3 separate regions of the Homo sapiens genome follow, and all the other regions are linked to region 1. Evidence: chromatin contacts called from ENCODE Hi-C or POLR2A ChIA-PET data. All regions are on one chromosome and are shown on one strand. Each heading gives the region's core, a stretch centred on a gene start or an enhancer-like site at or near the end of the contact. The rest is flanking DNA. Distances are from core to core; before and after follow the strand shown.

What was found. Hi-C counts contacts between places; a loop is a spot of excess contacts on that map. ChIA-PET counts read pairs that join two places held with the same protein, here RNA polymerase II (POLR2A). Pooled maps may share reads with other maps.
Region 2: a loop to region 1 is called in a pooled map, with 12 times the contacts of the local background. The contact joins two enhancer-like sites. A Hi-C loop is called at or near these places in 2 of 37 single-sample maps with no recorded cell type and 13 of 50 pooled maps. POLR2A ChIA-PET finds 5 or more read pairs at or near these places in 2 of 52 experiments (activated CD4-positive, alpha-beta T cell and activated CD4-positive, alpha-beta memory T cell).
Region 3: a map of heart right ventricle shows a loop between it and region 1 (6-fold over the local background). The contact joins two enhancer-like sites. A Hi-C loop is called at or near these places in 1 of 168 maps with a recorded cell type or tissue (heart right ventricle), 2 of 37 single-sample maps with no recorded cell type and 3 of 50 pooled maps. POLR2A ChIA-PET finds 5 or more read pairs at or near these places in 1 of 52 experiments (GM12878).

What each region holds. Positions count from the first base shown.
Region 1 is chr7:28,291,795-28,294,831 of GRCh38, forward strand. No RefSeq gene overlaps it. Among named protein-coding and RNA genes, the nearest start is that of JAZF1, 110 kb to the left of the region's middle. RefSeq lists a silencer at 1-70 and enhancers at 1-947, 948-1,913. Within about 2 kb of position 1,259, at least 2 of the 41 ENCODE cell types and tissues checked have a DNase peak (open chromatin) inside an H3K27ac peak, as active enhancers do.
Region 2 is chr7:28,154,044-28,157,023 of GRCh38, forward strand. All of the region lies in intron 1 of JAZF1 (JAZF zinc finger 1), which reads right to left. Among named protein-coding and RNA genes, the nearest start is that of JAZF1-AS1, 25 kb to the right of the region's middle. Within about 2 kb of position 1,676, at least 3 of the 41 ENCODE cell types and tissues checked have a DNase peak (open chromatin) inside an H3K27ac peak, as active enhancers do.
Region 3 is chr7:28,479,904-28,482,717 of GRCh38, forward strand. The region is part of intron 1 of CREB5 (cAMP responsive element binding protein 5); the gene reads left to right. Among named protein-coding and RNA genes, the nearest start is that of CREB5, 69 kb to the left of the region's middle. Within about 2 kb of position 1,273, at least 2 of the 41 ENCODE cell types and tissues checked have a DNase peak (open chromatin) inside an H3K27ac peak, as active enhancers do.

The DNA.
Region 1 (3,037 bases), core at 9-2,508:
GGCAGCTGGTGACTTCTGCATACTCCTCCTCTCCCATTTGTTCAGGAATGAGACACACTTGGGGGCTTAGACTACGGTTCTCTGAATTGTTTTCATTCAGAGGGTGAGGTGGGGGAAAAATATGTGGTGGCAGAAAATAAATGATGAGTCCTTTTTTGCGCATGTCAAGTATGAGATACCTATTAGCCATGAAGTAGAGAAAGTGGGTGAGAGGAAATGAGAGGTCAGGGACAGAGAGAAAATCTGATTGACATTGAACTGCCTGTGGGATAGAAGGAAAACTAGTAGATTGTAGGGTTAAGGACAAAGAGGGGAAAGTATTTTAAGAAGGAGGAGCTGTGTCTAATGCTGAAGAGAAGTTTTAGTAAAGTGAGAACAGAGAAAGAAAGTTAGATTCCCAAACTCAGAAAATTAAATGAGAAAGGAACAGGCAGCTAGGACACCCACTTGGCGATGGTAAGAGTTTGTGCCTTGGCTGCAGTATATTGATTAATAACAGTCTGCTGAAATGGTCTGTAAAGGTAATTTTGAACACCCTCTACCACTGTCCCCTGCCTTCACTTCCCTCATCTCACCCCAAATTGCAAGGCCCTGAGCTTTTCATCATTACAAGAGTGTTTAATGCCCTCACCTAACTAATCAAGAGGATTCCCCCAAGTGAAACAGAAAGGGAGACGTGACAGAACCATGGCCCTGAGTGATTTGTGCTCATGGTCCCTTGAGTTGCCTCCTTTCCACACCATGCCCTCACTACATTGGTTATGGGCAGGGCTGTTAGACATGGCGGAGTGGCAGAGCATTGGTATGAAGCCACTTTACCTCTTTGAGCCTTGGTTTATGTTAAGGGAGAGTTTGGGACTAGAGGATCTTTAAGGCCCCTTCAGGCTCCAATATTGCATAGATCTGAAGTGGTTCCATTTCATTTACCAGCAGTGAAAAGCAGCGTGCATTCAGCTGTTCCGTCAATTTAGTCAAAGCAACACATTTCCCCTTCTTGAATTTACCTTCAACAGAGGGGGAAATGTAGGCGGCATTATTCCCAGCATGTAGAAGCTCTGTCTGAGATTCTTAGTATTGCAGGGTACATTTACTTTTGCTAATGATCCCTGAAGCTGACTGGTTTCAATCGTGTGATTCGAGCAAAGCACAGACACTCTGATTTGCAATAACGATGCCGTGAAATCAATATCGAAAAACCTTGGGCTATATGAAACTGCTGCTACTCAGTGAATCATACTAGGCAATATTTCCTGAAAGATAATGGGTTTCAAAACCAAACATAAATCTTCAGTGACAGGTTGGCTATTTGTCATGTTTTCTGGTGGTGGAATTACAGCAGCTTCAATAAAATCCATTTGGTGGTTGGGTTTTAGATTAATATCTGATACAATCATGGTCTTAGGGCCACAAGAAGTAAAGCTTAGAGGGAGGGAAGCAAGTTTGCAATTATTGTAGGGTTCTAGTACCCCTTGTGCCAAATGTTGGCACAGAAATTGCTCAAAAATTACAAAAAAGCAATACAATGTGGGACTTTGAATACTAAGCACTGTAAAGTGATACTATATTCTTGAAATAGTAAACATGTCTTCCATATGTGGCTAAGTGTGCCCAAGACTGCCAACTGTAATGCAAAGCAAATTGATTTGCAACTGTTTTGTTCTCAACACTTTAACTCCTGGCTTTCCATTTGACTCCTTGACACAAAATAATTAACTCTACATTTTTCTTGACTTAGCAGAAATATTTTCCCCATGACAAGGAAAATGAAATTGATTTTCTGATTAAATGACTTCAGTTAGTCCTTCTGAGTTAATATTGCTTCCCTGTGACCGATGAGTCAGCAACATTTATTGAACCCCCACTGGGCAAAAAGTATTTACAAGGTGTTACATGAATCTATAAGAACAATAACTTTCTGGCCTTCCTAACCCATCCATGTTTGGAATTAAGCAGCTATTTCTGTCTAGATGCCAGGTTGACACCTAATTCTCTCAATATTGTGGAGAAAGGGAAGGTTGTCTTGACAACAGTGTGGAAAAAATCAACTTGAAAAATTTATTTAACCCAAAACTGTAGTCTTAGCAATTGAATGTGGATGCCAGTTCTCTTGGTAATTTAGGCCAGTATCAGGATGGATACCTCTTTTTAAAACAATGAATAAAATGATAGGTAACATAGTCACAGGTTACAAAAACTAGGAAAGTACAAAGGATACACAGTAAAAATCCTCCATCCCATCCCAGTCCCTCAGGTGCCATTCCAGTCCCCATAGGTGTCCACGGTCCCCAGTTTTCTTTTATGTCCTTCCAGAGATATGAAATGCATAAACAAGCAAAAACATAAAGAATATTTGTTTTTTATTTTATTTTAATATGAATAGTGACATACTATATACATGTGCTTTCCAAATAATAATATTTATTGGAGATTCTTTTATAGCAGCACAAAGAGAAATGTTCCTGTTCTTTTTAATGATCCCCTAGTATTCCATTGCATAGATGTACCATGATTTATTTAACTTGTTCTCTATGGTTGGATTTGTTTCCTGCCTTGATTTTTACAAGCAAAGTGCAATGGATAACTTTGCATAAATGTCACCTTTCTTATACACTAGCATAGCGACAGGGGAATAAATTACTAGAATTGAGATCACTGAGTCAAAAGGTATGCAACATGTATTTAGCGGATAAATGGAAAGATGAATGCATGGATGAATGGAGGCTGACTTGATGTAGATGATTTAGTGTCATTTTAATTTACATCTCTCTTATCAAAAGTATACTTGAGGCCGGGTGCCGTGTTCATGCCTGTAATCCCAGCATGTTGGGAAGCCAAGGTAGGCAGGTCACTTGAGGTCAGGAGTTCGAGATCAGCCTGGCCAAAATAGTGAAACCCCATTTCTACTAAAAATACAAAAATTAGTTGGGCGCGATGGCATGCACTGTAATCCCAGCTACTTGGGAGGCTGAGGCAGGAGAATTGCTTGAACCCGGGAGGTGGAGGTTGCAGTGAGCCGAGATCACGCCACTGCACTCCA
Region 2 (2,980 bases), core at 426-2,925, 140 kb before region 1:
TTCATAATGGGATGAAGAGGTACACATGAAGATGGCCCCTAACAAAGCCTCCCCGAAGTTTTGGGGACTGCTGTCCTCCTTGACTGACCCCCTCCCATCCCAACCCATGAGGGTAACTGGCTTATATGACTATTTAAGAAAGAATCTGCAAAGCGCAGATGAGCTTTTGCTACAATCCCACAAGTTGATCCCATAATCTAAGCTGTCCAGCAACAGAATAGACCTGAAATAAGCTGATGTGAAATAAGCCCTTAGTGATCACAATGTTCAAGCATGGCAGAGGGCCACTGTCAGGGTCCCTACAGAAGTCTCCAATGGGTAGAGCAGATGGGTTTGAGACCACTAATGACTCTTCTAGTACTTAAGATATGATCATTATACAGCCTCTTCAAGATCCTCTGGTCAAACTTAACCTCATATCCAATAGTCTGATGTTCTGGAGTGAGTGCAGGACTCAAACATTTATTCAACAATCAACCAACTAACTAACCAAACCACATTTACTGAATGTCTCTTGAATGCCAACCATTGTGCCATACAGGTGAAAAAGGAATTCCACTCACATTCTCTGGCCAATGGGATCCTTTATTTTTCTGCTTGATCTTATTAATCTATCACTGAGCAACCTTAGGCTGCTGCTGACAATTAATACTAAATAATTATTTATGATTCCCTATTCCTACCTTTTATTAATTATGGTACTTAATTTCTCAGTTTCAAAATTTCTGTAACATCATTGATTATAAATATATTCTATTTCCTACTAAGATGATGCCTACAATATTGAAAAAAAAAGGGGGCTCTCAATGATAGAAGGAAAAAATGGCCTTTTCTCCTAAAAACAATTATATTCAAAATAGACAAAACATACTAGGGAGAGAAAAAGGCAAAACATTAAAAAAAAAGAAAAGTAAAAGCTTAGAAGTAGATACAGTAAGATATTTGCAATTGCTATCTGCCCTTGCTCACTAAAACTAAAAATAAAATTGGCTTGCGGTTTACTAAATTTGGTTGCAAGTACTTTTCCCCACCAAACCACTCTGCAATCACATCAGTCACTAATGAAAATGATTGGGAGGGGGGATGGAAAGGAGGCTGCAGTAAAAACACACTGTATATTTTCTGGAACATATGATGAAACAGAAGGTTTCACTTCTTGTTTCAACCATTTTAGCACCTTCTCCTTTTACTCAATTTCAGGGCATGAAAGAGACTGGGCAGTTGTGCAGAATATGAGGAGAACTCATTTTGAGAGAAGATTAAAACCTGGCCCACTAATAAACTATCTTCAGTTACTGTACACATCAGTCAAACCAAATAATTCACTCTCAGTTTAACTCATTCTACAGGGCTCTGGAATAATACATCACTCTTCTGATAGAGGCACAAGTCCATTAATTACCAAACTGTGCTGCCACAGAGTTATACGGTCTTCATTCTTCCCCTATAAAGTGTGTTTTAGTTTTCGAGGCAAGAGGAGAAATTCAGAGGGGAAATGAGTAATTTAGGAACCTTTTACAGCTCTCTGGCCTGCACTAAGTAATCCTTTCTTCCCTTTCAGAGTTAATCATCAAAGGTACTGAACACAGTATGGAGGGCCTGGCCACCCATGCCCATTCAGCAACTACAACCTCCACCTAAATTCAGAATTATCATACAAGAAATGACCCATGCAGAAGAGACCAAGAGAAACAACCACATCTAGGCTGTGACAGCACAGAATGTATGTGTGTGTCTGTGTGTGTGTGCACGCGCACATGGGAAGTATAGGAACCAAATACCTGGGTCCAAATTCTAACCCTGCTTCTTCCTGGGAAGATGATCTTGTGCAAATTAACCTCACAATGCCTCTGCTTTTTGATCTGGAAAATTATCTTAAGGGTATAAGGGTACCTACCTGATAAGGTGTCTATGAGGTTACATAAGCTAATGTAGGTAATGTCCAAATCACAGTAGCTGGTATGTACATATACATACACCCTTGATAGATACCTTATTCATTCAATCCAAATTGCCACTCACTCCAGCACACTGGTATCTCTGGCTGCCAAGAGTTATGCAACAACATACTTAAACACCAAATCATCTAAATCATTTGGGTGGAACCATCGATCCTTAACCAGGCTTGTGAAAGGTTCTCTTGGCTCTGTTTACTTTGGACAGGCATCAAGCGTCTGTTTTCCTCAGAATCTGAAAGTCACTGGGTCAAGGCTGTAGAGGCCCCTTTTCACACAGAGGAACCAGTCAAGGACTGAGATTGCTCTGTGTGGTGGTGGTGGTCACCTGGCCAATTGCATGGGGAGTCACTTCGTGGCTTTGGCAGAGTCTGCCACTGTCTGCTAGAATAAATGTGGAGCCAAAATATGATTTGTCTATTTTGACTTGTGTACATTTTCTGAGTACAAGAGACTATTGATAAGAAGTTTAGGTAAGTGGAGAAAATGTTTGTTGATTCCCCAGAAAGCACAAAATGTTCATTCAGTGAAGAGAGAAGACCATTCGCTCATTATAGTTATGAATTAACGCTACATCTTCTACAGCAGAGGTTCCCAAGAGTGTATTGAAATTACCTGGGAATTTGTTGAAACACAAATTGCTGGGTCTCAGCCCCATAGTTTCTGATTTCGTAGGTGTGGGGCAAGAGGACACAGTGTTGAGAATCTGCACATCTAATACAATAATCCAGAAAATACTGCTGCTGCTTGTCCAGAGACCACTCTTGGAGACCACTGCTCTATAAGCAAGAGTACGTCACCAAGAAATTTAAATTCAGATCCTAGAACTAGAACACTACCAAGCAAGGGGGGAAATCATTCTTATGAGACAGTCATTGAATGAATGCATGAATCAAAGGGCAGATAAATACCTTCTCTTCCATCATATGCTACATTTCCCATATTTGTTTATACCGGACTCCATACTACGTATAAATAAAGACAGTCTTCAATATCCATTAAGATGACCTTCGATATCCTTCAAC
Region 3 (2,814 bases), core at 23-2,522, 190 kb after region 1:
CATGCAGAAAAAGACACATTTTCAGATGTTTTGAGTATGACTTCAGCCCGTACATTGGGTGGACCAAATGTATATTGTTGCTGAAGATATAGATACTTATCTAGAATAAAAATCCAAAACCTCCCCCCCCCCACATTATCCAATAAAAATCATCTGCATGTGTGAAAAGAAAACTAAGACTAGACTAAAAAGTTGTGACTCTTAAGAATATTTAAAGATATTTATTTTACATGAAAATTGTTTAAAAATCAAATGCACTCAAACTGCATTAAAAAGTATCTATCTAGAGGCAGAGTAGTACCATTTGGGAACGTGTTCCAATTCTAAAGAGGCAAATTTTACTGTAGTAGGGCACAAAGGGAGAAGAGAAAACTATACTGCTGACCTTTTTCTTAGATTTTCCAAAAGGCAAGCTGCTTTCCACCAGTATGAAGAATAGATCCAGTTTTGCACTGAATTTCGTTGCTATCATAGTCTTTTCTCTCAGGAGTTCATGGGGGCAGTTATTTTAAATGACAATGAAATACTTTCTTTTCTGGAAAAATAGAGATGACAGGGTCGACCTAAACCTTGGCTATGTTTTGTTCTAATTTTTCTTTTTTGTTTTCTTTCCTTTTTGTGCACAGTGAGAGCAGGTAAAAAGGAAGAGAGTTTGCCACCAGTCAGCATGTTTTCTGAGGTTATATGTTTAGTCCCATTAGAAACAAGCTAAATTATTTGGTTACATTCAATATTTCCTTCAAAACCTAAGAATCTCTACACTTGTATTTTGTTAACCACACACATGTCAAATAAACTTTTGTTTTAGAGATGTGATGTCTTCTGCAAGAAAGTATATTGTACTGCATGGTAACAAGGGGACAAGGACCTAAATGCGGTTCATACGCATTCAGCGACTTACTCAACATTGCACCTCTCATGCTTCACACAAGTGCTTATTACCAAGTATGTTCTGAACTATTGAACCCATAGAGAGGAAAGCTATAAGACAGGATTATGTGAAACAAAAATCAGAATTAGCCAGTAACTTTGAACAAAGACCTCCTATCTAAAGAAACATATGGAAAATTTAAAAAAAAGAAAGAAAGAGGAATCTAACATATGAAAACCCAATCCCACTGGAATGTTTTCCTATACACAGCATAAACGCCACATAAATAAAACCACAAACCTCTGCAGAAGTACGTGAGAGGACGTGAGCCCCCAGCACTCTCTCCTGTTACGGCCCCCTCTGGGAAGTAAGACCCGGGTTAGTTTCCAGAGACAAAAGCTGTTTGGAAATCCTTCCTCCTGGGAGCAGTGGGCCTCATTGGAAGGGAACTTCTGACAGCCTCTAAGCATAATATAAAGTGTGACGCAATCCCAAAGGGGGCTGTGATTCAGGTTGTAGGATTCTGAGCTTTTGGGATACCAGGGGATGGCAAATATCTTTGAAGAACAGGGATATTCTTCTGGTTTGAACAGAATAGTAATATTTAACCGCAGTGTTATGTGTCAAGTTCAGGCCTTCTGGGGGAGACTACTGGCTCTAAACTGCCCAGGAACACACCCTCTTCACGCCAAGTTCTGGTGAAATGTTCACTTATAAGGTACAGCCCCACTCTTGGTCTTGTTCCCTGTGTAAATCTCTGGTTTGAAAACCTTGTAGCATTCAGGCGTTTCAAGCTTGAGGGCTGAAATGTCACTTTTAAAGCAGGGTTAAAAAGGTCACACAGCTGCAAATAATAATAGCCCAATGAAATTCAGATTCTGACTGCAGCCCGCTTCAAGAATAACACTGCAACAGGAAACAAGACCACAAGATCCTTTCACCAGTAACGCTGGTAAGAACACTACTGATAAAATGAGTATATGCATGTGTCTGTGTGAGACAGACAGACAGACATAAGGAGACAAACACACAAAGAGAGGAGAGAAAGGCACACATGGAGAAATAGACATGCAAAGAGACAGAGGGAAGATGCCCACAGAAAGAGAGAGAGACACACACAGACACACAGAAAGATACCAAGACAAACACAAAGTAATTGATTTTCTTGGACTGAAATTCAAGGTGTTTATTTTTCTGTGGAAAGTTACAATATTCAGGTTTGAAAAATAAAGATATATTTGAAATCCAGAGGACTTACTTTTCTCTTAATTTACAGTTAGCTTCCAATAGTTATGTTTTCACATAATACCTCTTTGAATGGTCCTGTTCTACAGTGTTTTACTACAATGGCACTGTTTTGCAGATGAGCAAATAAGATAATGAAAGATGCAATATCCCTCCCAAAGAAAGAAATTCTTAGCTCCAAATTGCATATGCAATTCCTTCCCAACAGCTAGCCACATGTGGGGATAACCTACCTGCATCCTTGCTTTGAAAGTAGAACCAGGCATCTTTGAAGAAAATAAATCGAGAGTGTGTTTTTGGTGAATGTGTGTTGGGTTATTATTGTGTGTGTCCCCTTGCCCTTCTGACAGATGTATTGAGATAAATATTTGCTTTGTTTCAGAAACACGAAGTGCAAATTGGCCATGGCCTTAACTAATATAATTAATAAACAACATTTGTTCCTAGGAAGAAAGCAGGATTGATGTGGAGTGTCATACAGTGTGACTGACTCAAGGTGCTCCTGTTTTCCAGCTGTTTTTGGTATTTCAGGAAGGTCCAGTTTCCTCCTCTAGAAACCTTTTGAGGTCTCATAAGCTCAACAAAGCAGAAAGATCTGTTTCGTGTGAGTCCTGCCAAGAAGGCTCTTCCCACACTCACAGGAGAGTGATAAATGCTGATAAATGTTGTCAATATCACGAATAAAATTCAAGCCCCCC